Regions from separate parts of the Mus musculus genome. Here regions 1, 2 and 4 are each linked to region 3. The links are chromatin loops, found by intact Hi-C in ENCODE. Cell type or tissue: left cerebral cortex. All regions are shown on one strand. Links, peaks and the distances in the headings refer to the core of each region. The heading gives the core; the rest is flanking DNA. Region 1 has its middle 48 kb from the start of Gm31887. Region 2 overlaps Nme8 (NME/NM23 family member 8). Region 3 overlaps Gm31887 (a long non-coding RNA gene). Region 4 has its middle 35 kb from the start of Gm40827.

Evidence for each region. Peaks named below come from ENCODE experiments on the same cell type or tissue, not always from the same donor. Only the 100,000 strongest peaks of a DNase experiment are listed, where the experiment ranks them.
Region 1: a loop joins it to region 3, with 2.8 times the contacts of the local background. A loop is called at or near these places in 6 of 42 quality-filtered maps.
Region 2: it touches region 3 in a loop (6-fold over the local background); 21 of 42 quality-filtered maps call a loop at or near these places.
Region 4: a loop joins it to region 3, with 5 times the contacts of the local background. A loop is called at or near these places in 9 of 42 quality-filtered maps.

Annotation. Positions count from the first base shown.
Region 1 is chr13:19,237,713-19,245,264 of GRCm38, reverse strand. It overlaps Tcrg and Trgv3. Among named protein-coding and RNA genes, the nearest start is that of Gm31887, 48 kb to the right of the region's middle. In left cerebral cortex, for the core only: no CTCF peak of the experiment used is centred there; a DNase peak (open chromatin) is centred at 5,330.
Region 2 is chr13:19,679,501-19,687,547 of GRCm38, reverse strand. The region is part of intron 8 of Nme8 (NME/NM23 family member 8); the gene reads left to right. Among named protein-coding and RNA genes, the nearest start is that of Nme8, 14 kb to the left of the region's middle. In left cerebral cortex, for the core only: a CTCF peak has its summit at 3,382 (motif pointing right); DNase peaks (open chromatin) are centred at 3,382 and 4,103.
Region 3 is chr13:19,156,733-19,164,779 of GRCm38, reverse strand. The region is part of intron 3 of Gm31887 (a long non-coding RNA gene); the gene reads left to right. Among named protein-coding and RNA genes, the nearest start is that of Gm31887, 33 kb to the left of the region's middle. In left cerebral cortex, for the core only: no CTCF peak of the experiment used is centred there; a DNase peak (open chromatin) is centred at 3,999.
Region 4 is chr13:19,426,535-19,434,570 of GRCm38, reverse strand. No RefSeq gene overlaps it. Among named protein-coding and RNA genes, the nearest start is that of Gm40827, 35 kb to the right of the region's middle. In left cerebral cortex, for the core only: no CTCF peak of the experiment used is centred there; no DNase peak of the experiment used is centred there.

The sequences.
Region 1 (7,552 bases), core at 3,553-7,552, 78 kb before region 3:
GTAGGAGAATGAGGAGAATTCTAGGGCAAAGACATGGAAATATCTTAAATAAAACCATAGAATAAAAGTTACCTATACTATGCATAGTCCCATGTTAAAAGTTACCACTCTTATTAAGACTAATAGTATCAGTAATAAAAAAAAAAAAAAAACTCCTTTCTTCTGATTTGCCTTCTCCTGACCTATCTCTGTGTCTCTCTCTGTCTGTCTCTGTGCCTCTCTGTGTCTGTCTCTCTGTCTCTCTCTCTGCCTGTCGGTCTCTATCTGCCTCTCCCTCTCTCTCCTCCTCCTCTGAAGTAGTGTTGCCCAGGCTACCCTCAATGTCATGCTCTTCCTGCTACAGCCTCCCAAAGGTGATCAGCACAACATCTACCTAAGGATACTTTCTGAAATCAGAATTTTTCTACACTAATTGCATGATTAGATTAATTATATGTATTATTCCAAAATATAACTCTAACTTTAATAGGTAAAAGGAGAGAAGAATTTTAGAGGGAACAATAAGTGTTCATTTTCCAGAATCATGGACTGAGTTTATAACAAATGCTATATTCCAACCTGGAAACAGCTTAATGATGTTTTTGTAGTAATCAATCAAAAGGAAGTCATGAATCATGGTACTTTTCAAATACTTTGGTAAATATATCTGGTAGATAGATTATAGCAAAATGGGGGAACCTCTACCAAAGGCATCAGGTAATATCTCACATCATGCTTAGCCTTTGGGTCAGTGCCAGCTAGTGGCCTGTTGACATATTCCAGAAGGATTTATCAATTAGTCATAAAAATGCCCATTAAACACAAACTAGGACAATTAAAAATGATTAACTGATTAAAGATCGTTCAGGATGATTTGGCATCAAGACCACAACACTGCAGTTCTTCACCATCATGGATGTTCTAACAGACAGCTCTCCTTTGGGAACTTCAGTCCACAGAAAGTAGATTCCAAGGACATGGGACAGGAACTTTTTCTTCATAACTTTTAGCATTTTGACACATTATTTCTTGGATGTGCTCAATCATCCCACTCTAAACTCAGAATAATCACTATTGTCAAAGATTGTTTCTTATATTGTTGTTTTGTGAGGTGCAGGGAGATTTCTTCCTTTTTTGTTAATTTATTATTTCATGCACTCATATAACATATTGTAGTCACACTAACTAGCCCCCATCTTTCTTACCCACCTCATCTGAAATCTCCCTCTTCCTCAGCAGTCAACAACTACAGCCTACCCTTTTATTTTTTGTTTTTTCTTTTGTTTTAATTTGTTCTGTGACCCACTGCATCCCCTCCCTGATGCTCTTGCTCTGAGTTCATGACTGTCCATGGAGATCACTAAAGTAAAAGCCATGAGTCCAGGGTGTGGACCAAGCTTTGTTACACTGACCTGCCTCCCAAAACCTGTACATTGGTCTCTAATATTCTCCCATTGAGCTGATTATTTAGTTAGCGATGCAATGGTCACTAGTTTTCTTCATTATAAACTACAAATTTTAACTATCGGGAGATCTCGTAATCTCTGAAAATCCCCAGTGTGTATAAAGGTACTGGGAAACTGTAGCAGTAAATATCCCTGTGGGCTTCCTGTCTCTCCTCATCTTTAACCCTGTCCTGACTTAATTCCAAGCCATTCAGTTACTGCAAAGCTCTGTGCATAGAATTAACAAAAGACCATATCACATTTTGAGCTCCCCGGCCTTTATTTGAATAGCTCTTAGATACCCTCACTGAGTTAGTGTGAAGGCTATTCTGTCTTTAGTTGGTAATCCATAGGACCTAAGACCTCACTGGGGAAATAGAACCCAGTATGTTCCCTGGAAGCCCAAAAAGTGCTGTGAGCAATGAAGGCTTTAGTAGCCCCTGGCTGAGAATCAAGTAGCTGTGTTTGCCAAGAGGATGTGGGTGGGCACAGATAGGGATGGTTCTTATGCAGGTTAGTCTAGAGGCTCTAATGTTGTGTTTATCCAGACTGCACAGTAGTAGGTGGCTTCATCTTCTTTCTTCAAGTAATTTATTTTCAAGGTTGAGGTAGAAGTTTGAAAATCTTTACTTGCTTCAATTTTCTTGTTCTTCCCTCCTAAGGGTTGTTGATTGTAGTTTGTCTCGACATATATTAGATACTCAAACTGTTGATTTGGTTTTTGCCGGTACCAATGTATAGCTGTGTTGGAGAAACATGGAAGAGAAACTATACAGGATATTTGCGCACTCTCATCTGTTGCTCTGGTGACCGATAATTCAGTTTGCTCCAGCTGCCCAAGCCCAACTGCAAGCAAAGGGAAAAGTTCTCATGAGCAAAGAAAACAGTATTTGAAGAAATGGAAATGAGGATGAGTTCACTGCCTCCTGCACCCAGAAATGTCCACTTACAAACCCAGAGGCAGCAGCAGGAGGTGAACATTCTCAGGAGCAGCATCGCAATGGTCGGGCTGCTTCACAGGGAGGCAGGAAGTGCTCTGCAGGCTGGCATTTCAGGTCACCAGCCAGAGGGTGGGGCTGTCCTGTTGTCTCAGGAAAACACAGAGTCCATAGATTCCCCCAGGGTTGGTCATGATCTGCTCCCGTTCTGAGCAGTTCTGGGGTTTCCTGCCTCACAGCAGAACGTTGGATGTGTCTGTAGGTTAAAGGTCTAGAGAGACATCTTTTGTATGTCTTCATTTGGGTTCAGAGTAGGGAGAGTGGCCCAGTCAGTTCTTCACTAAACTGTAACATAACTGTTACTTGGAGACTATGAAGAAATGCTGTTTTATATGCTCAAGAGAACTTTTCTCTTTGCTATATTCTCTCTGTCTTTTTTTTTTTCATTTGTTTGGATTTGTGTGTGTGTGTGTGTGTGTGTGTTTGTGTGTGTGTGTGTGTGTGTTTTTGTGTGTGTGTGTGTGTGTGTGTGATTTGTGATTGATTCAAGATCTACATACAAAGGCTGACTGTGATGTTCTGTACTAGGAGTTGCTATACTTTGCTGACACTCTGTGCACAAGCAAAAGGATAATTTTGTGTTTTCTTCTATCAAATGAAAAGTAAGTTTTGGCTTGGGTAATTACATTTTATTTCTAATAAAGGAACTTCAAAGAAATAAACTTAAATGAAATTGTTGACAGTCTTTTCAAAGTTTTGTCTCCTCGTGTATACAAGGTTAGAGCTTAAGTGTACACAGCTTGAGACAGCTATCATTAACATTCAATGATAGCATTAACACTCAAGTCTAAGGTGACCATTAGTGTGTCACAGCCATTGGGGATTTCTTAGGCATTTGACAAGCCTCATTACCTGCCTTGACTTAACCTTATCTGCAGCTGTTTGAAGTGGGTTCTGTGTTCTTCTCCCTTTGACAAGTGGAGACAGAGGAAAAGAAAAGTAAAATTCAACACCATTCAATAACACAGAACTCTTAAGTGTAATGATCCAGATAAGGAAAAAAAATAGTCCATGGAGATACCGGACATTTACATTTTCTTCAACTTTTACTCTACTTATTTATGGACTGAAGTATAGTTCCACTCATGTCACCCACACGTACTGTGCATGGGCCCCTAAGGAAAAGAAATCAGCTTGTCAAAGAGATATTAGATCCTGCATGGTTTTTGCAGCAGGACTCACATGAGCCAAGCTTTGGATCAGCTTTGTTATCTATCCACGGATGAATGGATGAAGAAAGCATGAGGTGTGGGTGAGAATATGTGCGCACATGTATGGGTGCAGTTGGATATTATTTACCTGTCAGAAAGGAGCAAATAGTATTATTTGTAACAATAATACTAATATGGAAAGATAACCATGTTGCATGAAATCAGTGAGGCACAGAAAGTGGTGTATGTCACTTATTTTCATTACTGTTATAAGAGGCATTCACATCTTATTTTTGTATGGATGCTTGATAATTGGTGTCAGATATGTAGAGAATAAAATAATGACTGAGAAAGGAATGGGGACAGTGTGGTTGGAGGAGCAAGGCCCAGTTAGGCATTGGGAGTAATGTCTAAAGTTCCTCAGCAGACTGGAAAGACTGTGGACAGCTACTCCAATTCTCTGAGTCAGTTAAAGTACCATCCCTCTGGATCAGCGATAGCTCAGTTGGCAGACTGCTTGCTCAGCTCTGGGTGTGATGCCCAGCACCACATACACATCTGTTAGCAAACATGTATCCCAGACCTTGAGAAGTGAACATAAAAGGATCAGATGTTCAATGTCATCCTGAGATCAATACCAGCTTCAAGGCCAGCTGGGACTATATCAAAGTAAAGTAAAACAAAATAAATGCCCCATTTTACCCTATAAATATTACTATATACAGATGATATGTGTTGGTTACACAACCACATATTTTACATGTTAAAAATTCTGGAAACTTCTTAATTTTATGGTTTACTTAGTGAAAAATGGTTTTGTTGAAAAAGAAGGAATAAGATCCTTTGTTATGCTGGTGGAGAAGGTGCCAGGATGTCTGGAGCCTGAAACGGGGCCTGTCTCAGAAGCTATTTCGCTTCTGTAGTCCTCACTCTCTCCTGCCTACTTACTTTCATTTATCTGTTCTGAGACAAAGCCTTACTCTGGTGCCTGGGCTGGTCTCCATTCTATTCTCAAGATATATCCTTGTTTCAGTCCTCTAAGATGTACAGTCTATAAGCCTGTGTAACTATGTGGCTGACTTATTACTATTGTGATGATGATGATGATGATGATGATGATGATGATGATGATGATGATTGAGAGTGCTAGTTGTGCTTCAGAGTTGTATTATTCCCAAGGATTGGATGAAATGAGCCACTGATGAAGGCCTGGCCTGTGGGCAACAGGCACAGGTGTTCAGGAGATGCCAGCTGATTTGCAGATGACAGGAAACTTATGTAGAGGACACAAAAATGCCTGTGCAAGTGGCTGTTTTATGTGTGTCCCTCCCCCCCCCCCCCACTGCTTCCTTATCCTCCTGCTCCTGTGAAGGAGCCACTACACTGGGTATGACTTTCTATTCTTTGAGTGAACGACATGAAGGTGGCAAAGAGAGTGTGTGCTGCTCTTGCAGAAGACTGGAGTTGGGCTATAGCTCAGCACTGACAGCTTACAACTGCCTGGAAGTCCAACTCCAGGGGATTCTGACCCTTTCTGGCCTCTGCAGACTCCTGCAATCCAAAGTGCATGTGCCCACACAGCGAAACACAAGTTATGTTTAGTCATTTACACATAACTAAATGTATGTACTAGTAACTAGCATGTACACACAGCTAAAAGTAAAACGAATCTTTTAAAAGAAGAATTGAAAATGAAGTGAATAAGAATGAGATATCTGGAGCAGGAGTTCTGCCTCCATCTTCATTGTCTCGGCTCTGGGATCTCTCAGTGAGAAGCAGTGTAGAACATGCCTCCCACATCCTAGAAAGCTGCCCACACCACTCCGGATAGGAAGGTACTAACAGTCAAAGAGAATAGTGTCTGATAAGGATGAGGTGAAAAGAAGCCTTCTGCCCTGTTGGTGGTAATAGGAATTGGTGAAGCCCTTATAGAAATCATAGTGGAGAGACCTCAGGCAGTCAGGAGTAGACCTGCCAAGAGACACCGCTGCTAATTTCCCAAGTGGAAAACCAAAGAAAATTAAATGACTTTTGAGTTTGCCAAGGTATGTGTGCTCTCTCATGTTCTATGAGCATTTACCCCATCAGAGAGGATGTTATAACCTCATAATTCTGTATTTGGATGAATGAGTAAAGGTAGTGCAACACACACACACACACACACACACACACACACACACACACGGAATATGCGGAAGAAGAAAATGACTCTTCTCTTTCAGCACATATTGATTTCCAAGTGTTCCTCAGTGAGGACAGGGCTCTTGTGCCCTGCCCTCATTTCATCTAATCCTTGGGAATTATACAATTCTGCAGCACCGATAGAATTCTCATTCCACAGTTCACCACTTGGGCTCTTTTTACTCCATACATGAGATTTCTTATAACCTTTGAGTTGAGGTAGAGTTAGGTGAAACCCTGAAGTTCCCTGACCATTTAGCCTGTATAAATGTGCAAGTTCCAGGCTGAGGAGAGGACTCATCTCAAAAATCAAGATGGGTGGTGCCTAAAGATCAGCAGTCATGATTGTCCTCAGAGCCACAATGGTACATGTGTGGATGCACGTGTGGATCTGTCTACATGAGAACACACGCATTAAAAAAATATTCAACATCCTTAATCATCAGGGAAATGCAAATCAAAACAACCCTGAGATTCCACCTCACACCAGGCAGAATGGCTAAGATCAAAAATTCAGGTGACAGCAGATGCTGGCGTGGATGTGGAGAAAGAGGAACACTCCTCCATTGTTGGTGGGATTGCAGGCTTGTACAACCACTCTGGAAATCAGTCTGGCGGTTCCTCAGAAAATTGGACATAGTACTACCGGAGGATCCAGCAATACCACTCCTGGGCATATATCCAGAAGATGCCCCAACTGGTAAGAAGGACACATGCTCCACTATGTTCATAGCAACCTTATTTATAATAGCCAGAACCTGGAAAGAACCCAGATGCCCCTCAACTGAGGAATGGATACAGAAAATGTGGTACATCTACACAATGGAGTACTACTCAGCTATTAAAAGAATGAATTTATGAAATTCCTAACCAAATGGATGGACCTGGAGGGCATCATCCTGAGTGAGGTAACACATTCACAAAGGAACTCACACAATATGTACTCACTGATAAGTGGATATTAGCCTAAAACCTAGGATACCCAAGATATAAGATACAATTTCCTAAACACATGAAACTCAAGAAAAATGAAGACTGAAGTGTGGACACTATGCCCCTCCTTAGAAATGGGAACAAAACACCCTTGGAAGGAGTTACAGAGACATAGTTTGGAGCTGAGATGAAAGGATGGTCCATGTAGAGACTTCCATATCCAGGGATCCACCCCATAATCAGCATCCAAACGCTGACACCATTGCATACCCTAGCAAGATTTTTATCGAAAGGACCCAGATGTAGCTGTCTCTTGTGAGACTATGCCGGGGCCTAGCAAACACAGAAGTGGATGCTCACAGTCAGCTAATGGATGGATCACAGGGCTCCCAATGGAGGAGCTAGAGAAAGTAGCCAAGGAGCTAAAGGGATCTGCAACTCTATAGGCGGAAAAACATTATGAACTAACCAGTACCCCAGAGCTCTTGACTCCAGCTGCATATGTATCAACAGATGGCCTAGTCGGCCATCACTGGAAAGAGAGGCCCATTGGACACGCAAACTTTATATGCCCCAGTACAGGGGAACGCCAGGGCCAAAAAGGGGGAGTGGGTGGGTAGGGGATTGGGGGTGGGTGGGTATGGGAGACTTTTGGTATAGCATTGGAAATGTAAATGAGCTAAATACCTAATAAAAATGGAAAAAAAATAAGCAAATAACTAAAACTAAAAGAAAGGCAGTGCGTATTCCCAACCTTCCTGCACCACATAGCAAACCTCTCTGTTGCTTTATATATACATGATATACACAGAGCATCAGATAATAACACACATACAGCACAATGACAAACACTTTGATATTGAAG
Region 2 (8,047 bases), core at 1,606-5,605, 520 kb before region 3:
CAACCAAACACACCCACTCCACCACTCAAGAATGGGTACATCATGGCTCTTAAACTGATTCTTACTGTCTTGGATGGAAAAGTAACTTTCAGGGATCCTAAAAAAATTGGGACACTGACCAAGTCCTGGAATATCTAGGCTCTGTGAGATCATCTTGGACTCGGAAAATGCAGGGCTTAGGTGAAGTCCTGGCTGAAGCAGTCTATGAGGTGGTACCACCTGGGGCTAGCCACTTTGAAGGTGTCCTGGATGCAATTTTCGAGGAAACAGCAATTGAGGCAATCTGTAAAGCTGGACCACCCGGGCTACTTGTTTTGTCTTCATTGATGTCTGGTCTGGGTCTTCGGTGAACACACAAAGTTTTAAAATGAATATTGTAAGGATGTTTTTATATTAACACATGTATGGAATGTGCGGTGTGCACAAATCAGCTAGTGATGATTCTCTGCTCTGTGTCTGAGAGGGTGAAAGGCATCTGTCAGGCTCTATAAGTCTACGAGGTCTGAATAACCAAGCTGGAATGTACATCTCTATCCATGCCATGTGACAGGAGGCCATACAATGATAGTCTATGAGGAGCGGGAAACCAGAACAGATTTGTTGACTGATCCTGAAGCATTCACATCTCAGCTGGCCTCTGAGCTGTCCCCATGTAAGGGGAACAGCATTTGTGTCACTGTTCTATTGTTCTTCTTGGTCTCTTCTTCCACATCATCAGCCAAGATTTTCAGGATTTCTTCCATGGTCAAATCTAATCTTAATTAACTCTGAAGGAATTTCTATCTTTTTGATTCCTGTCAAAATAAAACGTTCTTCTCCTCAACACATCCTGACTTCCATTCTGAGACAAACACGTCCTTAAAGTCTAAAGGATGATTTAATTCATCAATGACTTTTCTGTAAATCTAGTTCATATCCCAGATAATTAATAAAATCTCTTGGTATTTTTTCAAGAACAATTTGTAATAACCAGCAGGGCAAAGTTTTCTGAACGTTGTCAAACAATTTTTTAAGGTATCTGCATCTGAATGGGCCAGTAAGATATCACCCATATAGTGATAATTTATAGATTAAGAAAACTGTTTAAAAATTGTTTCTAAGAGCTGTTGTACAAAATATTAACAACAGAAGGGACTCTTTAACATTCCTGAAGACCCTACATTGGTATCTCTTAGTTTATTTTTCATGATTAAATATGGCACAGTGAAAACAAATCTTTGCCTTATTTCATAATGGATATTGAGGAAAGGCAATGTTTAAATCAATTACTATAATAGGCCATAGGTAAAAAAGAATTAAGGGGCTCTAGGTGGTAAGAAACCCACAGGCCAAATTGCTTTATTGGTTGCTCTGAGATCTATCAGCATTCTCAATCTTCCAGATTTCTTTTCAATGACAAATATAAGAGAACTCCAAAGACTGCTAGACTCTTCTATATGTTGAGCCTCCAGCTTCTCTTCAACCAGATATTCTAGAGCCTGTAACATTTAAGGAATATACCCACACAAGCTTGTTAGATAACCATTTTAATGGTAAAGTAGTTGGTACTCTGTCAGCAGTGGCCTTCCATATAAATTCGGAGAGCCACCTTCTGCGGTGGACAGTCTGGATGGTCTGTAACTGGTTTTGATAATATTATTCAAAACCGTCATTAAGATCATCTCCTATTGGATGGCTTATCCCTGAAGTTGGAGGAATGCTAATCTGTGTTTCCCACTGCTGCAATAGATGCTCCTCTAAGCATTCATGGCCATGTCTACCACATATGGCCTCGACCTTCCTATCTGACCTTCTGGTCTTGTACATTTAATCCATGTTAGACAGTTGTTTTTCCTGAGTCACTGTCTCAATCAATAGGAGCTGTGTAGATACCTTTTGAGAGTTGGATTCCAAGAAACTTGTGGAATTATTATTATATCTGTTTTAGTATTCACTAGACCTTCCATCTCAATTTCATCTAATTGTAAATTCAACTTTGGTCTCTGATAATTTATAGTAATTTCTCAACATACCAGCTTTCTGGAATCTTTGGAATTTCTTGTTCTGTCTGTCAGAACTGCTCTATCTCTGTTAAATGCTGCTTGTCTTGTCAGGCATTATTTTTTCTAGTTGCTTTCTAGCACAGTCTCTCCTTGGTCAACATGGAATTAACTAGTGGCTTATGTTATTTTTTTGTCAGGGCCTGAACAAAATCCCTTAGGAAGATTTCCAACAATAAAGAGTTGCCTTGTAAACCTCTAGAAGGAGGTCTACTCCTTCCATATCTTTTACATATCCCAGGAAGCTTTCTCCCTGAATTTGCACTATAGAAAATTGTATCTTTAAGAAGTGTTTAGTGTTTAGTGTTTAGTTTAAGGTGAGATGGCTCAGCAGTTAAAAGTGCCGACTGCTCTTCCAAAGGTCTTTAGTTCAAATCCCAGCAACCACATGGTGGCTCACAACCATCAGTAAGGAAATCTGATGCCTTCTTCTGGAGTGTCTGAAGACAGCTACAGTGTACTTACATATAATAAATAAATAAATATTAAAAAAAAGAAGAAGTGTTTGTCTACAGTCCTTTAGCAAACAATCTGGTCTCCCATAGCCAAAGCACTGGACACCCTGAGCTCTCATACCCTCTACCTGTCCAATCATAACTGAATTGTAAGTATTGGATCCAACATTTACAGTACTTTTAACCCATTCATAAATAGGTAAAAATCTGGCCCTTTAGGGTATAATTTTCAGCTTTTTTTTACACTCAGAGCTAGAATTCTCAAAAGCTAAAAATTCCAGTAAAGTTTCTGTAGTATTTGGATATTGTATTGCTCTACTTACAGATGAATTTAATCTTTGTAAAAAGTCAGTAAAAGGTTCGTCTGAACCTTGGAATATCTTTGTAAATGATGCATATTGTTTTCCCTATTGTTCAACTGTGTCCCAAGCACTTAAAGCTACTATATGACATTGCTCCAAGTGATATCATTAAACATACTCTGCACTCTTAATTCAGCATATTGACCTTCACCTAGCACCTGATCCTTGACAATATTAATGCCTCTAGTCCAATTACATTTCTCAGTAGCTGAAGCCTCATCTTTCCACCATGTTAGTCATTGTAGTTGAGGGCTAGCTTTTAGATTGCTGACATTAAATCTGTCTGATCTTTTGGAATTATATGGCTTGCGTGGCCCAATTATTAAGTATCTGCTTCACATATGGAGAATGCATGCCATAGGCCATTGTTGCTTCTTTAAATCTTTTAGATATAGCACTATTATAGGCTTCTACCTAAATCCTTCATAGCCTTGTGGCTTTATCTCATCTGGAGCTATTTTCTTACTGTAACTAGAAAAATCATTGTAGGCTTTCTAATGGGCCTAGACTGCTATCTGCAATCATGCCACAAGGTGGTGGTGTAGGCTGTAGATTGGATTTTTCTGACCTATGAGAAAACTGGATTCTATAATTTTTGTTCTATTACCTTTAATCTAGCATTCCATCTCTTAGTCTTTTCCTCGTCAGAGTCTGCTTTATTTCCACCTTAGAGAGGATATAGAAAACTATAACTATTATTGAACAAGTTATAATCATTTCCAGGCTGAGAGTCAAAACAAAATTATATGAGGTCCAAAGTGCCTTAGTGTTTTCCATATTTTTAACACAAACATATTTTCTTGTTTAATCTCTGTAGCTCTCTCCTTTCTTCAGAGACTTCACCTTGTTATTAAATATTTTCTTGGACTGTTTATAGTCCATTTCTTTCCTTTCTTCAGAATCAAAACGATTCTACCTACTTTTTCTTTTGCTTCTTTTAAACTTAGTATTTATTTCCATATCTAAGTATCTCTAAATGCTCTCCTTTGCTAACTGCACATTTGTGCACACATTACCAGTTCAGAGGTCTGCTAGCATTTGCTGGAGTCGCTCTGAGTTTCAGAAAGGTGCTCCTTGCTTATGCTATCTAGATCTGATTTCAGGTCCCCGCTGGCCACCTTTGGCTCTGGAAAGCAGCAGCCAGCTCTTCTGCAGGCAGCATACTGCGACATGCCGGGAGACAGAACCCTACTGCAGCTAGCTTGCTGGCAGCTGTGGGTAAAGTTGCTTCACAGTCAGTGTGAGGTCTCTAGGAAACCATCCAACAATTGCTCCTCTATCTGGGGCCTCTCCTTTGTCTCCCTTGTCTGGAATTTTTGGCCTAATGCCTGAATCAAGTGCCTAAACTTGGATTTATGCCATACTTTGGTGTGCCAAATATTGTGGGACGTTCATGGATCCCACCTTGGTTCAATATGACACAGAGACTTTTATATAAAGTTTTAGGCCTTTCACTGGGGCTGACTCTCAGCTAGTTCGTCTAAACATATCTTAATTTTTTTGCTACGTGGCTAGCTTTTTACCTCTCTGCTCCACTTGGCTCTCTCTTCCCTTCTGTGTTTGTTGCAAATCTCTCATGTCTGCTTGCCTGCCATGCACCACTCTCCTCTGCCCTGAAGTCTCACAAGTACTTCCTGCCCAAGCTACTTTGCCATTAGCTCTTTATTACAACCAATGAGCAGCAAGACGGCCTCTAATACATCTCTGAATTGGCTTAGGCAGGCGTACTACAGAGCAATTGTGATCAAAACTGCATGGTACTGGTATAGTGACAGACAAGTAGACCAATGGAACAGAATTGAAGACCCAGAGATGAATCCACACACCTATGGTCACTTGATCTTTGACAAGGGAGCTAAAACCATCCAGTGGAAAAAAAGACAGCATTTTCAACAAATGGTGCTGGCACAACTGGCTGTTATCATGTAGAAGAATGCGAATTGATCCATTTCTATCTCCTTGTACTAAGGTCAAATCTAAGTGGATTAAGGAACTCCACATAAAACCAGAGACACTGAAACTTATAGAGGAGAAAGTAGGGAAAAGCCTTGAAGATATGGGTACAGGGGGAAAATTCCTGAATAGAACAGCAATGGCTTGTGCTGTAAGATCAAGAATCGATAAATGGGACCTCATAAAATTGCAAAGCTTCTGCAAAGCAAAAGACACCGTCAATAAGATAAAAAGGCCACCAACATATTGGGAAAGGATCTTTACCTATCCCAAATCGGATAGGGGACTAATATCCAATATATATAAAGAACTCAAGAAGGTGGACTCCAGAAAATCAAATAACCCCATTAAAAAATGGGGCTCAGAGCTGAACAAAGAATTCTCACCTGAGGAATACCGAATGGCAGAGAAGCACCTGAAAAAATGTTCAACATCCTTAATCATCAGGGAAATGCAAATCAAAACAACACTGAGATTCCACTTCACTCCAGTCAGAATGGCTAAGATCAAAAACTCAGGTGACAGCAGATGCTGGCGAGGATGTGGAGAAAGGGGAACACTCCTCCATTGTTGGTGGGATTGCAAGCTTGTACAACCACTCTGGAAATCAGTCTGGCGGTTCCTCAGAAAATTGGAAATAGTACTACCGGAGGATCCTGCAATACCTCTCCTGGGCATATATCCAGAAGATGTCCCAACCGGTAAGAAGAACACATGCTCCACTATGTTCATAGCAGCCTTATTTATAATAGCCAGAAGCTGGAAAGAACCCAGATGCCCCTCAACAGAGGAATGGATACAGAAAATGTGGTACATTTACACAATGGAATACTACTCAGCTATTAAAAAAATGAATTTATGAAATTCCTAGGCAAATGGATGGACCTGGAGGGTATCATCCTGAGTGAAGTAACCCAATCACAAAGGAACTCGCACAATATGTACTCACTGATAAGTAGATATTAGCCCAGTAACTTAGGATACCCAAGATATAAGATACAACTTGCCAAACGCATGAAATTCAAGAAGAACGAAGACCAAAGTGTGGACACTCTACCCTTTCTTAGAAATGGGAACAAAATACCCATAGAAGGAGTTACAGAGACAAAATTTGGAGCTGTGACGAAAGGATGGACCATCTAGTGATTGCCATATGCAGGGATCCATCCCATAATCAGCTTCCAAATGCTGACATCATTGCATACACTAGCAAGATTTTGCTGAAAGGACCCAGATATAGCTCTCTCTTGTGAGACTATGCCGGGGCCTAGCAAACACAGAAGTGGATGATCACAGTCAGCTATTGGATGGGTCACACGGCCCCTTATGGAGGAGCTAGAGAAATTACCCAAGGAGCTAAAGGGAACTGCAACCCTATAGGTGGAACAACAATATGAACTAACCAGTACCCGGGAGCTCTTGTCTTTAGCTGCATATGTATCAAAAGATGGCCTAGTCGGTCATCACTGCAAAGAGAGGCCCATTGGACTTGCAAACTTTATATTCCCCAGTACAGGGGAACACCAGGGCCAAAAAGGGGCAGTGGGTGGGTAGGGGATTGGGGGGGGGGTGGGTATGGGGGACCTTTGGGATAGCATTGAAAATGTAAACGAGGAAAATACCTAATTAAAAAAAAAAAAGAAAAGAAAGTGTCAGCCAAATAAATGTGGCCTTTAGCTATACTCAACTGATGCAGTAAACATGAAGTATACATGGCTTCAGATGCTATGCCAATATACTGTTTATAGTATACTTTTATAAGTAGATTTGTCACACAGAAAAACAATGTTAAAAGCATAGTGTAATAAACACATATTTCTTTAGTGCGGTCAAAAAAAAAAAAAAAAAAAAAAAAAAAAGAAGACCCGGCCATGGGCCATAGAAATAACAATATCAAAATCCTACCAGCACTACACTCTCTGTCAGTACAGAATTAACAGTACAAAACACAGAGACAAGCCTTCATACGAAGTAAAGAAAGGTGATACCAACAATGTTTCCCCTGGTTTCTTGGCAGGTTTGTCATCAGTGTAGAGCAACACTGCTGATTTTTATGTTGACTTTGCACACTATGTCTTCGATGAAATTTGTCAGCTCTTAATTTTCTGGTAGAGTACACAAGGTTGTTTAAGGTCACAGGGTCTTGCTATTTACATGGCTTCCTCCCTATTTGTATCCCTTCTGTTTCTTTCATGTGTCTTCTTTATGTAAGATTTCTAGCCGTAGATGGCAAGCACCACAGAGGAGAGGTAATGGATATCCTTGTATCATTGCAGAGTTTAAGAGGTGATTTTTACTCTCTCTGTGGCCGGCATACTGTTGGCTGTAGGCTCATCCTTATGCTTGGGTGTGCTCCTTCGATCTTCAGTTTCTTCAGGGCTTTTCTTACTAAAGGATTTTCCACTTTGTCTAAACTTTCTCTGCTCTGATGGAAGTGATCATGTGTAGCTTGTCTTCTATTTATGTGCTAAATTACACTTCTAGATTTGTGTCCATAAAATAAAACTTGTATCCTCCAGTGAAATCAACTTGATCATGATGTACGTTTTCATAAAATACTTTTGAATTCTGTTTGAAGACTTTGATGGAGCATCTTTTGCTTATGTTCACTGGGGAAATTGCTCTATCGGCTTGTTTCAGTGTGGTATCCGTATCCTGCTTTGCTATCAGGGTGATGCAGGCTTCAGGAGTTATTTACTAATAACTCCTTCCTTTTCTATTTTATGGAATAGTTTGAGAAACATTAATATTTGCTCTTCTTTAAAGGTTTGGCAGAATGTAACAGTGAATTCATCTGGATGTGAACTTGTATTTTTGAGAGGTTTGTGTATTCCTGCTTCAACCTTACTGACTTATAGCTCCATCTAAGTTGTTTGTGTCTTCTTGATTGAAGTTTTGCATGTAATACATACTGTCTTAGTTAGGGTTTCCATTGCTGTGAAGAGACACCATGACCAAGGCAACTCTTATAAGTATAACATTTAATTGGGGCTGGCTTACAGGTTTAGAGGGTCAGTCATTATCATCAAGGCAGGAACCATGGGGCTGGAGGAGCTACGAGTTCTATATTTTGTTCAAAAGGCAAGCAAAAGACTAGTTTCCAGGCAACTAGGCAGAGTTTTGCCAAGCCTTCCCCCACAGTGACACACTTCCTCTCAAAGGCCACTCCTCCTAATAGTGCCACTCCCTGGACCAAGCATATTCAAACCACCACACATACATAGAAGGTTAATAATTT
Region 3 (8,047 bases), core at 1,520-5,519:
CCAAACAACATTGGCTTCTGTTGCTTATGTTCTTGTGTTTGCCTCTCACCATCTCCTTATCTCTGGTGTTAATTGGCCTTGCTGTCTCTGACTGGAGCCTGTCCTTTCTGTGAGCCTGTGATCTCAGAGCCTGTGTTATGTCAGAAATCCTGGGGGGTGTCAACCTGCCTCTGGATGTGGGCAGAGTGTGTGGAGAGCCAGAGCACAGGGTCTACTCTTGAGATCCTAAGTTTGTCAGAATTCTGGTGGGGCAGGGTTGTGGAGATTTCTCTGGATGTGTGTGGGTATGGGGAATATTGAAACATAGGCTCCACTCCCAGGCATAGGTGCAAACCAGAAGGAACATGTCTGCTAATGGGATTTTTTAAAATCATGATTAAATCAACACATGATAAGTGTAACACATTTACAACCAGAAGTATTTATTTTTGTCATTTATTATTATTGGCATTATTGTTATAGTTATGTTTATATAAAAACCTCAGATATCCACATATACAAACCCTAACCCTAACCCTAACTTAGCAAATAGTTCCAAGAAAGGATGATGGCAGATGGCATCTAGAATAATGAAACTTGATTATTATCTCTCACTTTGAAAATCAACTTCAAATGGATCAAGGACCCACTATAAGATTAAAGCTTTGAACTTCAGAGCAAAAAGTAGAGAATACATTTCAAGATAAAGACACCAGTAGGGACTATTCAATGTTAATTGAGTGAAGAGGTAACCTGCACAATGAGAATAATTTTTTGCCACCTACATGTCAGACAGAGGATTTACAACAAGAATATATGAAGGACAAAAATGTTCGTCCAAAATGGCAGAGCAATGACCAGTATGGCAAAATACCTCATGATAAAGTGGTGGTGTTCATGCCCTGGTGGTGCCAACAACTTTAATTGGACTTAAGACCCACTCAACAAGAGAGAAATCATGCCAGGTACTAGAAATGCAGCCAGCTACACAGAGGTAGTGAAGTCCTGTATCTTGGAGGAGAAGCACAATTACCATTTCACTAAACCAGCATAATCCCTAAACATATTATAATTACTTGTCTTTATACCCACAGATAAATGCAGTCTCCACCTCTCATCAAGGAAATGTCTCTTTGCAACAGAGAACAATATGGAAAGCCATAACCAGTCAAACTGCAGGATAATCGAGTCTATCCCAGTGAATACATATAGAAAATAGTACATATCTATGGCTCAGGGATCAGTGTAGAAGAGGGAGTGGGAAGATTGTCAGAGCCAGAAGAATGGAAAGATTGTGTCTCTTAGAAATTTCAGAAGCCACTCCCATAAAGTCTTATCTCGAGGAGCTGAAGAAGGACAGCAGCAAGAGGCCTCAATCCTACACAACTGTTTTAGGCAACTAAGGAATCTGAGAGTTGGGGAAGAACTCACTAATGGTTATCCAGCACCAAATAGCCATTCCTGAAAATGGACATATAGGTAGCATTATATAGATTTAGTAGATTACATTTAGGAATATATGTGTATACACAATGGTCAATTAGAAAAGAGGTCATACATTTGAGAGAGAAAGGAGGAGGCATAAGGGAGTGTTTGGAAAGAAGAAAGAAAAAGGGGAAATTAAAAATACAAATACTAAATATAGCTATTTTAGTAAAATATATAAAATATAATTTACATTAAATTTCTTTCAATACTTATTTTTAGCTATCAACAGGGTGGGGTGGAGCACCTGGAAGTAATAACAATCCTGTAGTCATGCTTGCTTCTAGCATTTACACTGAAATATTCAAAAAAATATTTCTCACTAAAACTTCTAACAGTTAGAAATGAGCCACTCTGAGACTGGGACACCAGTGTACAAGACAAAACTAGAGCATCTAGTTACCTGAGATCAAAGAAGCCCTCAGACCACTGAGATCATGCCAAAGGCATAGATGCCAACTGCATTGGCTTCTACTTTCCTTCTTGTCAACTCTTCCTTCTTCAGAATCTTCAGATTCAAGACTTCTTCTAAATTGGTGCAACAGAAATTGTCATTTTGGTCTGTGAATTTTCAGTTTGTATAACTAGGCTTAAGCACATCTTTTATTTTATTTTATTTTATTTTATTTTATTTTATTTTTGGTTTTTTCAAGACAGGGTTTCTCTGTATAGCCCTGGCTGTCCTGAAACTCACTCTGTAGACCAGACTGGCCTTGGACTCAGAAATCCGCCTGCCTCTGCCTCCCAAGTGCTGGGATTAAAGGTGTGCACCACCACGCCCGGCTAAGCACATCTTTATTAAACGAAATAAAAGCCATTACCATTAACACGGTTTTGCTAATGAGAAATAAATGCTTATTTCTGTAGTGTAACAGTCTGTCCTTTAGAACTGATGGGCTGAAAACCCTCCTTGCATCTTGCTGGTTATGGAGCCACTTTACTGACCGAATGTCTAGACGGTTGAGGAAGTGGTTGCTGGTTGTTTAGAAGTCAGGAGAGTGTGGCAGGATGTGGCAATTGTAATTCTGTTCTTTCAGCGTTTGAAGCATTGGCTGTGCAATGGGTATTTTTTAGTGGTGCTGTGCAGAATTGGGCCCTTTCTGTTGACTGATGCTGCCTGTAGGCACCGAGGTTTTCTGTGCATCTAATTGGCTTGCTGAGTATACATTTTGCTTGTGATTATTTTACAGGGATTCAGACCGGACCACCAGCAGACCGTTAAATGGTGACCCTGACCTCCTTTTGGTTCAAGTCTGGCTTAAGGAAATAGATATGGCTTCAAAATAGATGTCTTCTGCCTTTCCCGGTAATTGTGCAGGCCATATATCAACAGACCCGAATCCCTGTCATTATAGAATTGCAACAAGTGCAGGTTATAGCAAACGCATCAATTTCCTATTTCTATTTCAACCCCTATGAGATGCTCCCTAGCAATGGTACAGAAATTAGTCTATTTACCATGATTTATTATAATTACTGCATTCCCCATGGTTTCCTGACTTGTAAGTAGGTGTCTGATCTCCCTGTATTATGTTTTAGGCACAGTGAGGCCATTAATGTTTGTAGCTATCTCCTGGGACCACAATACATCAGGATTAAGAGCACTCACCACGGAGTCTGAAACATCACAGACATTTAGTATGTTTGTACAGGGGGGAGGGGGGTGCCATCAAAATATACTTTAGGATTATATTAGGAGATTATAAGGGTGTCAGTGGAGCTAAATTGTGTGTTATCACTATAGAAGATTAAAAGAAACTAGCATTAATAGACTTTTTATCCTGCCAGCCTGGGATAGGTCATGGACAGCAACAGTGACTCTAAAACCATTACTGACCTAGAAGGCTGAATCAGGAGTTAATAGCAGAGGAGACAGGGCTCCGAGGAGGTAAACAGACGATGCTTGTCCATGTCCATGTGCCTGTGCAGCTCTTACAACCTGCAGGTTCTCAGGCTGCAGAAGTATCTCTCACCAATGTTGGGAGTCTGGGCTAGGCGCCATGTCCAGGGAAACTGAGTGTATCCTGGACACATATGTGCATGAAGATGTCAGGAAGCTTCCAAGGACCGGCGTCAGCCTGGCCCGGGGGGGGGGGTGGGGGCAGTTCTGAGGAAGGGCTGTCTGGGAACAGCGGTGGGGAGGGGGGAGGGAAGGACTTGTGTCCAATCTGGCAGCCTATGTTCTGCTGGAGATAGCTTTCCAGCTCTCTTTCTCTTTGTTCTGCTTTCTTTCCCTCTGATCTGATTTCTCTGGAGACCTCCAGACTTTCTCTCTGTGTTCTGCTTGAGACAGTTCTCTAATCAGGTCTCTCTTGCTATCCTAAAATATTCTCTGGATAGCTCGTCTCCTGCAGGCCATAAGCCCAGTCTTTTTACTTTACGTATCAGTCCCGTTATTTACTTCAGTATCCCATGAATCAGCATCTCGTGATCCCAGCCCCTTAATTCCTCGGAGACAGTAAGCACATATTCTCTTTAAACATTGCAAAAGAATTCAGAGGTTTGCTTGCCTGGTAAGCACAGATGGTGAGCTAGCTGCGTGGGACCTTGTCCTGAAATTACCATTTCTACCACACCTGAGCCTAACTGTGCTGTGTCCTAGGCTGACCCTGAACGCAGGAATCTGCCTGGCTTTGTATCTTTCTGAGAAGCAGGCTCATTACTGTGGCTGCCTTTGCTCCTTTAGATTCATGAAGCCCCTCATATAGTTCATATTGCATCCTTATTCTTTGCATAATTGATAAATTATATATTTTTGAATTCATGTTTTTAGAGTTCTTTTCCACAGCCTTAAGGGCTGTCCTGAAGGTCCCAGTATATACCATTATTTGCTGAGACATTAACCACACCTTTTTGCAGATTATCATGTAGTCATTAACATTAACAGAGAGGTCATTCCTATGAAATGTGTAATATGGACATAGTGTGAAATGTGTACATTATTATACAATCAAACCTTAGGCCCAGGGCAGCCATCAACACTCTTGGAGGCTGACATCCACTGGCCCCGTCGCAGGGACAGGAACCCTGTCATTTTGTCCTTCGAAGGTCATGTTGGATCCAGCAAAAAAAGCCATCAGTTCTGATCAAACCCTGCCTCAGGTACACGACTGTCTGTCACACTACACAGCCAGCCTGAGGGGCTCATCTAGAAAGCACAACCGAAGTATGATCCATGCACACAGTACAGTGGGCAGAGGGACTTCTCAAGATGAAACTCCTGGGAGGGCACCTTTAGAGCACCTGGCTGGGAACCTACAACTTTGAACAGCTTAGCGTTGAAAAGGGCGGGATGACCAGTCAAGCCAAGTGTGTCTTTGGGAAGGTCACTGTCACAGGCAATAATAACTTTTTCCTCGTGTGTCCCACTGTGATGTGCAGAGAACTGCAACAACACATTAGTGGGGAAATAGATAGGTTAGTTTTAAGGGCAATTTAAAATTTTATAACCTTTTAATCTTAATAATAATTCTTCAAGGGAGATAAAAACTGCATTTGACGGGCAGGAGAATTGGAATTTAGGAAGCCTTACCTGCTTAAGGTCACTTTAGACACGAGGAGGCGTGGACTAAACAAGCCCGGAAAGTCCCCAGCAGAAGCCACTGCCACGTCAGGAACTTTGTGTAGACAAAACATCTATCCCAGAGTAGACAGTGAAAGGGAATAATGTGAAGAAAAGTTCAGAAGCTAAAAGAATCACACTCAGATGTCACTAAAGGATGCAGGGTGTTTTCCTGTCATTTAGCAAACTATGGGGACAGAAAAACATGGAAGACATTTTCCCCAGCACTTCAATCGTTAATGGAGCTTTTTAAAAAGTTAATTCTTGATGTATTAAATGATAACAAACACCTCGTAGGACATATTTATCCTTTTCCTACGAAGAGTAGGGTATGTACCACTTGTTTCAATTTTTTCTGATGAAATTCCAGCTTAGAAAAATGAAGGAAGTCATTTATGTCCTATAGCTCTCAGAGAGTACACTAAGAACTTGAAAGGGGGCCGGGAGAGATGACTCGGTGGTAAATCGCTCGCCACACATGAGTTTGATCCTCAGCACCCCAGTGAAGCCGGGTGCAGCATGTGTTGTACCCAAAACTTCAGCTCTGACACAGCAAGAGCGGAGGCAGAGACGGAGTCTTCAAACGCTTGGAGGCCGGTTTGCCTGGTGTACGCGAAGGGGAGCAACAAAGGGACTTCTCAAACAAGGTGGAAGGATCAACACTCAAGGTTGTCATTGACTTGCCGCACATTGTGGCAAGCATGTGTCCATGCTCTCACACACAAACATGCACAGGCATACAAACTCACAAAGTCATCACATGCATATCACACGCGCGCGTGCACACGGGTACACACACACGCACACACACCAAATTTAAAACATTAAAAACAAAAAAGAATTTGAAGGAGCCACTTGGTTCACTGAGCCTGTGCTCTGAGCAAACTACTTGGCAGGTTATGACTCAGAATTTATTATCTTTGCTAGAATGTCACATTTCAAACAAGGAAACGGGATGGTGATTTTACTAAGTCTTCAACTGAATGCTTCCTCCTTAAAAGATAGTTTCCTTTATTTTTCCACTGTTTTCTATCGCCCTCTTCTGGCCATGATCAGTATAGCAACACACTGCGTTGTTATTTTGAGGTTCCAGAAAATGGCAAGTTCTACAGCAGACCTCAGTAAGGACTGGAAAAGGCTGAGAAGCAAGGCAGGTCCCAATCCTCCCTTGGTGCATGCCATGGGCTCAGTTGAGACAGTCCCCTTTGCAATCTCTACTTTGCGAACTTCAAAAGTGAGAGAAGTGGCTGATGAGTTGGTTTTCTTCTAAATTTAGTATTTTGTGACTCTGGTTTGAATTGATGGTCCATACACTGAGGAAAAAGGTGTGTTGAGATGAAAAGGGGAATAGTTTTAATTTTAATTTTGATTCAACAATAATGTATATTGCTTTTATCCTCTTGATTAGACAGTGAGTAGGATTGTTAAGAAAATGGAATGTCTGGATAAATGGTGGTCTAGCTACCTAGCCTGGTCTCTGCTTAAGGTAGACAATCCCTGCAGACTTGGTTTAGACCAATAGAACGGCAATGCTCAAACTGGCCCAAGGAAAGATCAGACTCTTGAGCTTTGCGGTGGTAACCCGAATGCCTGTGGACATACTCAGACCCACCCACGAATATACACAGACACAACTGGAGAAGCTGAGGCACGCTGACTCTTACTAGTGTTTGGTTCAAGCCTGCCTAGAAACTGAACAAGAAGATCTCTCACGAAAAATGTGGAACTCGCTTGGGATATTCAGAATGGGTCATGTGTTGGCACCGTCTTGGGAATTCAACCTTGTTTACCATTTTAAACACTTTAATGATCCAGTTTTAAGAGTCTCAGCTGAGACTCACAGCATCCTGTAACTGGACATGGAGGTTGCCTATGACGAGTAAGATCTTGTCTTCTAAAAGCAAGTCTTTATCATTTCTCTCATGTTCATACGACTGAGCTATGAAAATCTCTGGTCATTGCCCAAATCCAGTGCTCTTAACTGTTACCGTTCCAGGTTGCTTCAAACATCTTAGAAAAGAGAAAGGAGACAAATCCCCAAGATGAGTGTGCAGTGGTCAGGGTCACCTAAGTGGTCCTTGATAGCTACTGGATACAGACTTTCCCTGAGAAAGGAGAAAGTCGTGTTTTCTACAAAGAAAAAAGAACAATTCCTTTCTCCCTGGTCTCAGTCTGTGAGCTGCGTCCACTCTCTGTGGCTGAGGTTTACGGGTGGTCTAAGTGTCAAGACTTAATGATAAGGCGGGGGGGAAGGGGGCACACCTGAGGGTCCAGCTATTTGGGAGGCTGAGGTAGGAGGATGTTAATTCCAAGGCCTGCCTGGCTTTGACACTGAGTTTAAGTCAACCACACGCAACTTAAGATTCCACAAAATATCATGTGTGTTCTTTTGTGATAGGGTTACTTCACTCACGATGATATACTCCAGATCCATCCATTTGCCTATGAATTTCATAAATTCATTGTTTTTAATAGCTGAGTAGTACTCCATTGTGTAAATGTACCACATTTTCTGTATCCATTCCTCTGTTGAGGGGCATCTGGGTTCTTTCCAGCTTCTGGCTATTATAAATAAGGCTGCTATGAACATAGTGGAGCATGTGTCCTTGTTACAAAGTTGAAACATCTTCTGAGTTTATGCCTAGGGGTGGTATTTCTGGGTCCTCAGGTAGTACTATGTCCAACTTTCTGAGGAACCATCAAATTGATTTCCAGAGTGGTTGTACCAGCTTGTAATCCCACCAGCAATGGAGGAGTGTACCTCTTTCTCCACATCCTCACCAGCATTTGCTGTCACCTGAGTTTTTTATCTTAGCCACTCTGACTGGTGTGAGGTGGTATCTCAGGGTTGTTTTGATTTGCATTTCCCTGATGACTAAGGATGTTGAACTCACTGATAAGTGGATATTAGCCCAGAAGCCCAGAAGCTTGGAATACCCAAGATACAATTCACAAACCACATGAAACTCAAGAGAAAGGAAGACCACAGTGTGAATACCTTTATCCATCTTAGAAGGGGTA
Region 4 (8,036 bases), core at 1-4,000, 270 kb before region 3:
TTCCAATTTAGAAAAAAAAAAAGATTACTTTCAAAGTTTATTCCCATTCTATAGCCTTAAGCAGAGATTTGAGATGACAAGAATGAATAAAGTGCTAAGTATCTTTACTTAGTACCATTTAGCACTGAGTACCACGAAACAGACAGAATGAAAATGGCCATGACTAATAGTTAAATTTGCCCTAGACATATAGTATCACAGAAATAAAGATAGTACTCAACTGTTCAGAGAGATAAATTTGAAAAGTCAATCATAGTTGAAATGAACTATGTGTGCCAACTCAGTCTCTGCCACCTATCTCCAAATCTTGTTATTATTTCTCAAAAGCCCCAACCCTACCTATGCCCTGTGTTGGAGCTAGAACATCGGGCTTGTGAACATCAGTGTTATCCAATTATAAATAATCACACCCAACTTCTGAACACAGGCAAAACATGGCCTTCACCAACTAGGAACATCCAACAACTTCCGGAAGTGGAATTGACACACATTCTGCCAATCCATTCTGGAGCACTGGCCCTCGAGGAACACTTTCTGTTACCGTAGTATTAAGTTTCATATAAGTTAAGACAACTGACTCGAAGGACCCATTTATCACTATGGGTGTTGCTAAGTGATTCTTTTTACAACAGTGTAGAGCACATTGTGAAGAAAAATGATAAAGATTACATTTGCAGATGAATCTTAGAGACTTTCAAACGCTTTTTTGTTTCCTTTGTCCTTTTAATGAGCAAAGTTCATTGCCTAGCACTTTAGCCTTCTCACCTGTTAGGGAAAGTGAAAAGAGTTTCACCACTCCAGGGTTTCCTGTGCTTTATTAGAAAGAAAAGAACATCATCTTCCCAAGCCACTCACCCCCGCAGCCAGCATGTTACACTTCCAGGGCATCACTTCAGAATGCTTGGTCAGAGGGAAGGAAGGAAGGCTGTTGACACCGTGGCTGTTCTTTGTGGTTTGGAGGCAATCCGAGGGTCAGAATGTGCTGTCGTACTTCGATTCTCACAGAGTATGGTGGGATCCCGAGCTCCAGGCTGCTGCGGATGAAAATGGAGACCTCTTTGCTGTGGCTGCGGAGTGACATGCAGCATGGTGTCATTTCATCAGAATTCAGTCTTGCGACCAGAGTGTTTATTACAGAATGCAGTGAAGCAGAACAGAACCACAGGCCATCATGAAGCCTCTCCTATCTTTTGTAATTAGTTTGAGGAAACCATTTTCCTTCAGGGAAGGGAAGAAAAAAAAACCCTCATGTATCCTCTAGTGCTCACTCTACTCAGTAGCTCTGTCTCACAGAGTGAACTTCTCACCAGCTGTAGAAAAATATCTAACAGAGAAGAGAACCAGATAAATACATATTCTGCAGACTATTGCTTAGAGGTCTACTTAGAATGACAGATACCATTGAGTTTGAGGTCTGGAGAAGGGCATATAAGTAAGGATGCTTTAGGACCACAGGTTAAAATACCTGAGCAAGGCTATTTTTTTGGAGTTAGAAGAGTGCTGAAAGAATTCAATACATTTATAACTAATGTATGTAGGCAAAGATTCTAAAAGTTTATCACTAGCTTGTCGATCAGTCTCTGTCTCCACCCCCATTTTTGGTTTGGATTCATCAAAGCCAATTTTGTACTTCTATCCTCTATTTTGGCATGATTTAAGGTACAGGGAGGAATATTCAACTTGCCTTTTTTTTTTTTCTTTTTTAGTGTTCCTTTGTTTAAAAAATTCAGTTGCCTAGAACTTCTCTTCCTTCGTTGCTTGAGGTGGTCATGCAGCTGGAAGGTTGTGGGATAAATCAAAGCAAGCTGATATCCTTTCTAAATCATGAAACATTTACATTTGACTGATCAGAAAGCTTCTCTTCCTAAATGTCTTCAGCTCTTGGTTGAGCAGCAGCATTTGGAAACAGTAATTTGTAGATTATCTCATTCTATCAGACAGCTCAATTCACCTTAACTATGTTGAGGGATTGGAAAGATTAAAAACTAGGACTTTTAAAAACATCACACTTAGAATACAGCAATATTCTAAACTATCAAAGTAAAGGACAGGGTAGTTCATGGTGGTATTGGTTGAACTTCACTAGCATAGGCCAAAATGAAAAGTTGCTTAGATGGGCGATGAGCCTCGCAGGCAAATGGATGGAACTAGAAAATATCATCCTGTGTGAGATAACACAATCAGCCCTACTTAGAAGAGGGAACAAAATAATTATGGGAGGTAGAGGGTGGGAGGGACTTGGGAGGAAGAGAGAAGGAAAAGAGGAAGAAAATGGGGCAGGATCAGGTGTGGGAGGAGACAGGGGAAATGTACATAGTGTTGGGTAAATGAACAGAGGTGTGTAACAATGGGGGATGGGGAACTGGGGATAGCGAACAGAAAGTCCCAGACGCCAGGAAAGAAAGAGACTTCCAGAACCCAACAAGGATGAAACTAGCTGAAATACCCAACAAAGGGGAGCGAGCACCTGTGGAGATCATATCCAGAGGTATGACACAGCCCCCAGTTAAGGGATGGGGCCAACCACCCTTCTCAAAATTTTAACCCAGAATTGCTCCTGTCTAAAGGAAATACAGGGACAAAGAGTGGAGCAGAGACTGAAGGAAAGGCCATCCAGAGACTGCCTTACCTGGGGATCCATCCCATATGCAGCCACCAAACCCAGTCACTATTACAGATGCCAGGAAGTGCGGGCTGACAGGAGCCTGATATGGATGTCTACTGAGAGCCTCTGACAGAGCCTTACTGATACAGATGAGGATGCTCGTAGCCAACCATTGAACTGAGCACGGGGACCCCAATGGAGGAGCTACGGGAAGGACTGAAGGAGCTGAGGGGGTCTGCAACCCCATAGGAAGAACAACAATATCAACTAATCAGACTCCCCTCCCCTGACCAGAGCTCCCAGGGACTAAACCACCAACCAAAAAATGGAGGGACCCATGGCTCCAGCTGCATATATAGCAAAGAATGACCTTATCTGACATCAATGGGAGGGAAGGCTCTTGACCTGTGAAGGTTTGATGCCCCAGCTTAGGAATGCTATGTCGATGATGCAGGAGTGGGTGGATTGGTAGGGGAGCACCCTCATAGAAGTAGGGAGAGGAGTTGGAATAGGGGATTTTCAGAGGAGAAACTGGGAAGGGGGATAACATTTGAAATGTAAATAAATAAAATAACCAATAATTTTTTAAAAAGAGCCTTTTATTCTCCTCCCAAAGGTCGGAGAATCGGTCCCCTATGAAGAAGTAGGAAAGCTGGAGTGATATGAAGCAATCAAGAGCACAGCATGTAGAGGCAGCTTCTAATCTGACAGGATTAAGGAAGTCTTCAAAGATAATGGATATTTAACTACAAAGCAACAAACCTAGTGTGCTCTGGTTCCTGTGGGAGCTGTAGGTAGTAATGCTTAGGGGTACAAAGGAAAATCAAATTAAATGCTAACAATCTGTGCTGGGAGAAGAAGAAATCATAAATCTACTCTTTCCATTTTCCAAAAACTGTTTCTATGACGCTTCCATTTGCATACTTTGCCGATTTGGCAAAGCCGTGGTTATCCACAGTCGTTAATGAGAACAGCCCAAGAGTTTCACTTTTCCATAGTGTTTCAAAACCTCCAGCCTAAGTCATCCTGTCTCTGACCATCTTTAAACATTACACTTAGTATCAGATTATTCCATCACATAGCATTTTATTAAAAAGTATTGAAATAAATGTGCAATGGAAACTCCTGCGGTACAAACACCTTGAAAACAGCCCTGCTGGTGGTAGCTTGCGATCCTTATCTGTTGGGTGATGTTTGAGGGAAGTTTACATGTTGGCTTTACCCATTCTTCTATGTAGTCAGCACTTTCCAAGATCTAATTAATAGTTACTTTGAACCAAATTCTCCTTAAATGCTAAGGAAAATGGGATGGGAATTAGAAAAACTGTTGAGTCAGTAGCCCTGCTCTCCATTCTGCTGTTATTGATCTGGGTCACTGATGAAGACGCAGTTGGGTGTGATTGAAACCCTTTTGCGGGCCTTTTCCCTCTCTCATTGAGCTGAAAGGGCAGCCTGGTTAATGTAGGCCTCAAAAATGTGTGTTGGTTCTAAAATCACAGACTGTGAAGCCCTCTACCCTCTCCATGACCTCCCAACCTTCCATTTCTCAGAGGATCATCTTCCTTTTGGCTCTGCCTTTATTGCAGAGAAACGTTTTGTTGCTCCTCTTCCAACCTCTGACTCACTGCAGAAGTCCCTTTACCCACCTGGGCCCCCGGAATTGGTCTCCTTTCCCACCAGAGCCTCTAGCTGCTTCTGTTCCACCCTCCCACCTGCTCATTCTGGATGCTGCTTGCTCTTTTCAGAAAAGTAGTGGTGCACTTTTGTCCTCTGCTTCCCCGGGACAAAGCCCTGCTAGAAGACATATGACTTTGTGAAAGGGGAAACCAAATCTGGGAGTATCCACTTTGTGAAGCCACTGGTCTTTCCCAATGACACTTTTATGTTTGAGCAGTAAGTGCTTCCTTCCGGCCATGGAGGAGCTTTCTATATCTGGACTCTTTCAGATGCTTGCTGACAGGGGCCTGATATAGCTGTCTCCTGAGAGGCTCTGCCACAGCCTAACCAATACAGTTGTGGAGACTCACAGCCACCACAGAACTGAGCACAGGGACCCCAATGGAGTAGTTAGGGGAAGGAGTGAAGGAGCTGAAGGGACCTTATCGGCATCAATGAGAAGAGAGGCCCTTGGTCCTGTAAAGGCTTGGTACCCCAGTGTAGAAGAATGCTAGGGCTGTGTGTAGAGAGTGGGCAGTTGGGTAGGGGAGCACCCTCATAGAAGCAGGGTAAGGGGGGTTAGGATAGGGTGTTTGCAGAGGGGAAACCAAGAAAGGGAATAACATTTGAAATGTAAATAAATAAAATTACATTTAAAAAAAACGAAAAATTCACATTGGCAAGATAGGATATATGGCATGTTTTTGCTGTTTAAACCGTTTATATAGTATTAATACCCCTAAAATAGATTTGTGTGTTGCTGAAACTTAACTTTCTCATTTCATAGAATGATGTTCTCATTATTTAGAGGTGTTATGTGTGGTAGTTGCTTGAAACAATGTATGTGGGGAGAAGACACTATTAAGCAAACACATCAAAGGAGAAAGGTGAGGATGACGTCATTGTAAAGTGTTCTTAGGACCTGGATGTACGGAACTGTGACTTTCCTCACCTTCCAGTGCACACTGTTTCCATACAAGGATGTCACTGTTTCATTCGGAAATCCTGTCACAGTATTGTGGACAATTTTGTATGTTCCTTCTAGTGCTTGTTAAGAATGGATCTGTCCACGTAGCCTAGGTTAGACTTGAGCTTGCTCTTCTGTGTTAGCCTAACCAAGGGCTAGAATTAAAGGCATGTACCGCCGCTGAATTTTACTTATTACTTTCAACAGAGAGGATGCTGTGTCCTACATTCTCTATGTACAATCTCAATCTAATGCCTGCAGGGTTAGTTTTCAAGACATTAAGATAAACATTTGTTTTCAGAGGGGAAAACTAGGAAAGGGGATAACATTTGAAATGTAAATAAAGAAAATATCTAATAAAAATTTTTAAAATTTTTTAAAAAAGAAAAACATTTGTAAGATTTCTTTTTTTAAAAAAAGATTATTTATTTCTTGGAGATTCTGTTTTTGAACTACAACATGAATTTGCAAGATTTTCATCTCCACATGGTGTCAGAATTTGCTGTCCTTAGAAATTATCTTAATTTGGATCCTGGATAAAATGTATATTATGTATACTGTAAAAAGTGCTTAGCTTTCCCTCAGCTATACACACATCTACAAAACAGGTTCTCATGCTCCTCTCTGCAATAGTCATATGGTGTACTTCCATAAGATTCATAACAACACCTTAAAAAAGAGCAGTCCTTCCCTTTATGTAAAAATTAGGTTATTCCTTTGCATATGGCTCATATTCTTCTTTTAAAATAGGAATGCACAATAACTTAGAAGCAACAGCCATTCTAATTTAATTAAGGATGCAAACTCAATGAGTAGTTATATAGAACAGAAGCTGGGCTAGAGAGAAACTTGGAATTTTGAATCAGAAACTCAAGACGCCAGATGAGCATACATGCCAGAACCAATTTGTTTATTCTAGGGAGAGATTGCAAATGCATGTTACAGTGTTTATAAGCTGAATGACTCTAGTGTTTACAAACTCCCTTGACTATGACGCTCCTTCGGGGCATCTTTAAAAGATGGGAGGTGTTCAGAAGCCCTCTCCGTGAGTGTATGGGAGCCAGAGCAGAACTCTGTGCTTCATCTGGTGCCTCTGGTGGTTCTTACGGCCAGGCAAGTATAGGAAAGGGAACATCAGATGAACTGTCTGTTTTGCTGACTTAGAGAAAGTGTATATATGCAAGCTAACCACAAAAAAAAATTACATTTTTTCTAAGTTATAGCATAACCAAATCCAATCACTGCTTTCTCAGAGTTAGCAGTGGGAAGGAGCCTGCAGGTCTAAAAAATTAATTTCAGTGAAGATCATTTGGCCACACAGCCTTCTGCGGCAGGGTTGTATTTCTAGGTTAATTTATGTAGCAATTCCTTAATTTCCTCCCTCACTGTTTCTCAGTAGTGTATCAGGAATACTGCCATTCCTTAACTAACACTAAAGCAGAAACCAAGAACAAAAGAGCTTTTTGCAAAAGATCAGCTTGTCTCACAAAGAAGAAAGATTTGTGCTCACTTCTCCCTCTTCATTCTGGGACTTTCCTGGTTTGAACTTGTAGAGAGGTCTTGTGGATGCTGGCACAGCCTCTGTAGTTCATATGCACATCAGTCCATGGTGCCTAAAAGAAGATAACAATAAAACCATCCCCACAGGCTGGAGAGATGCCTCAGAGGTTGAGAGCAAGGACTGCTCTTCCAGAGGTCCTGAATTCAATTTCCAGCAACCACAGGGGCTACCATGGACAATGATGTCTGGTGCTCTCTTCTGGCCTTCATACATATATGCAGGCAGAATACTGTGTACATAGTAAATACATAAATAAATAAATAAATCTTTTTTTTTTAAATTCCCAATGACATTGTTATACTGTGGGGCTGAGCCCTCAACAAAGGAGCTTGTTTTTGAAGAGTATAGTAATGTACTCAGAGCCTCTCAATGAACAACAAGCAGAGAGTGAGAGACTGTGGAGCACTCAGGCCTAAGGGGGTCCTTGGTATCACACCCCTCCCCTCCAGGCTCAGGGAACTATGAAGAAGATGAGTTGGAAAGACTGTAGGAGCCTGAGGTGGTAGGAAACTCCAAGGAATGGCACTTTCTGGAAAGGAGTGTTTTTTCAAAGTATAAGCCTGGAGGTGGAGACAGTTTACTATCCAAGCAAGGATGGCATAGTACCACTCTCTTCCGAGTGTGTAGGTGACTCCTGGAAGTAGTAATGGGACTTCAAGCATGGAAAGTATAACAGACTCATGGTGACAAAGGTGTATGCTTTAAAACTTGAAGTAGTTTTTCAGTACAGGCGACACTTTGACAAAGACAAGACTTTATCTGGTCTGGAAAGAGGCCCTAAAACTAAGCATTTTTGTAAGATCAGATCAGAGTTTAATTTTCAAACAAGAGGAAGCTTCCCTGACCATGAAAGAAAATAAAACTTGAGACCTGTGATTCATGTAATTTATGTCAAATAGACCTAAAAGTTGTTTGTGAGCTTTGAAACCTGGGGCTGAGAACATAGCAGAACAGGCCAGGACATGCCCAGGCAGGCCCATCGTTAAGACATTCCTGAGGCTGCTTGGCCATAAAGATAAAGAGAATGACATGTCCAGACTGGCACCTCCCTATCTCCCGCCCTTCTGACCTAAGTTAAATGTTATCTGCATGTACAGTCTGCTGATGTTTAAATGGACCAATCATGTGAAACCTCGCCAATTCCTCCCCCAGCCCCAGCTCCTTTACTATAAAAACCCCTATCTTCCAAGCCTTGTGGTCGAATCCACTGTCTCCTGCGTGAGATACCTTTCGACCAGGAGCTCTGC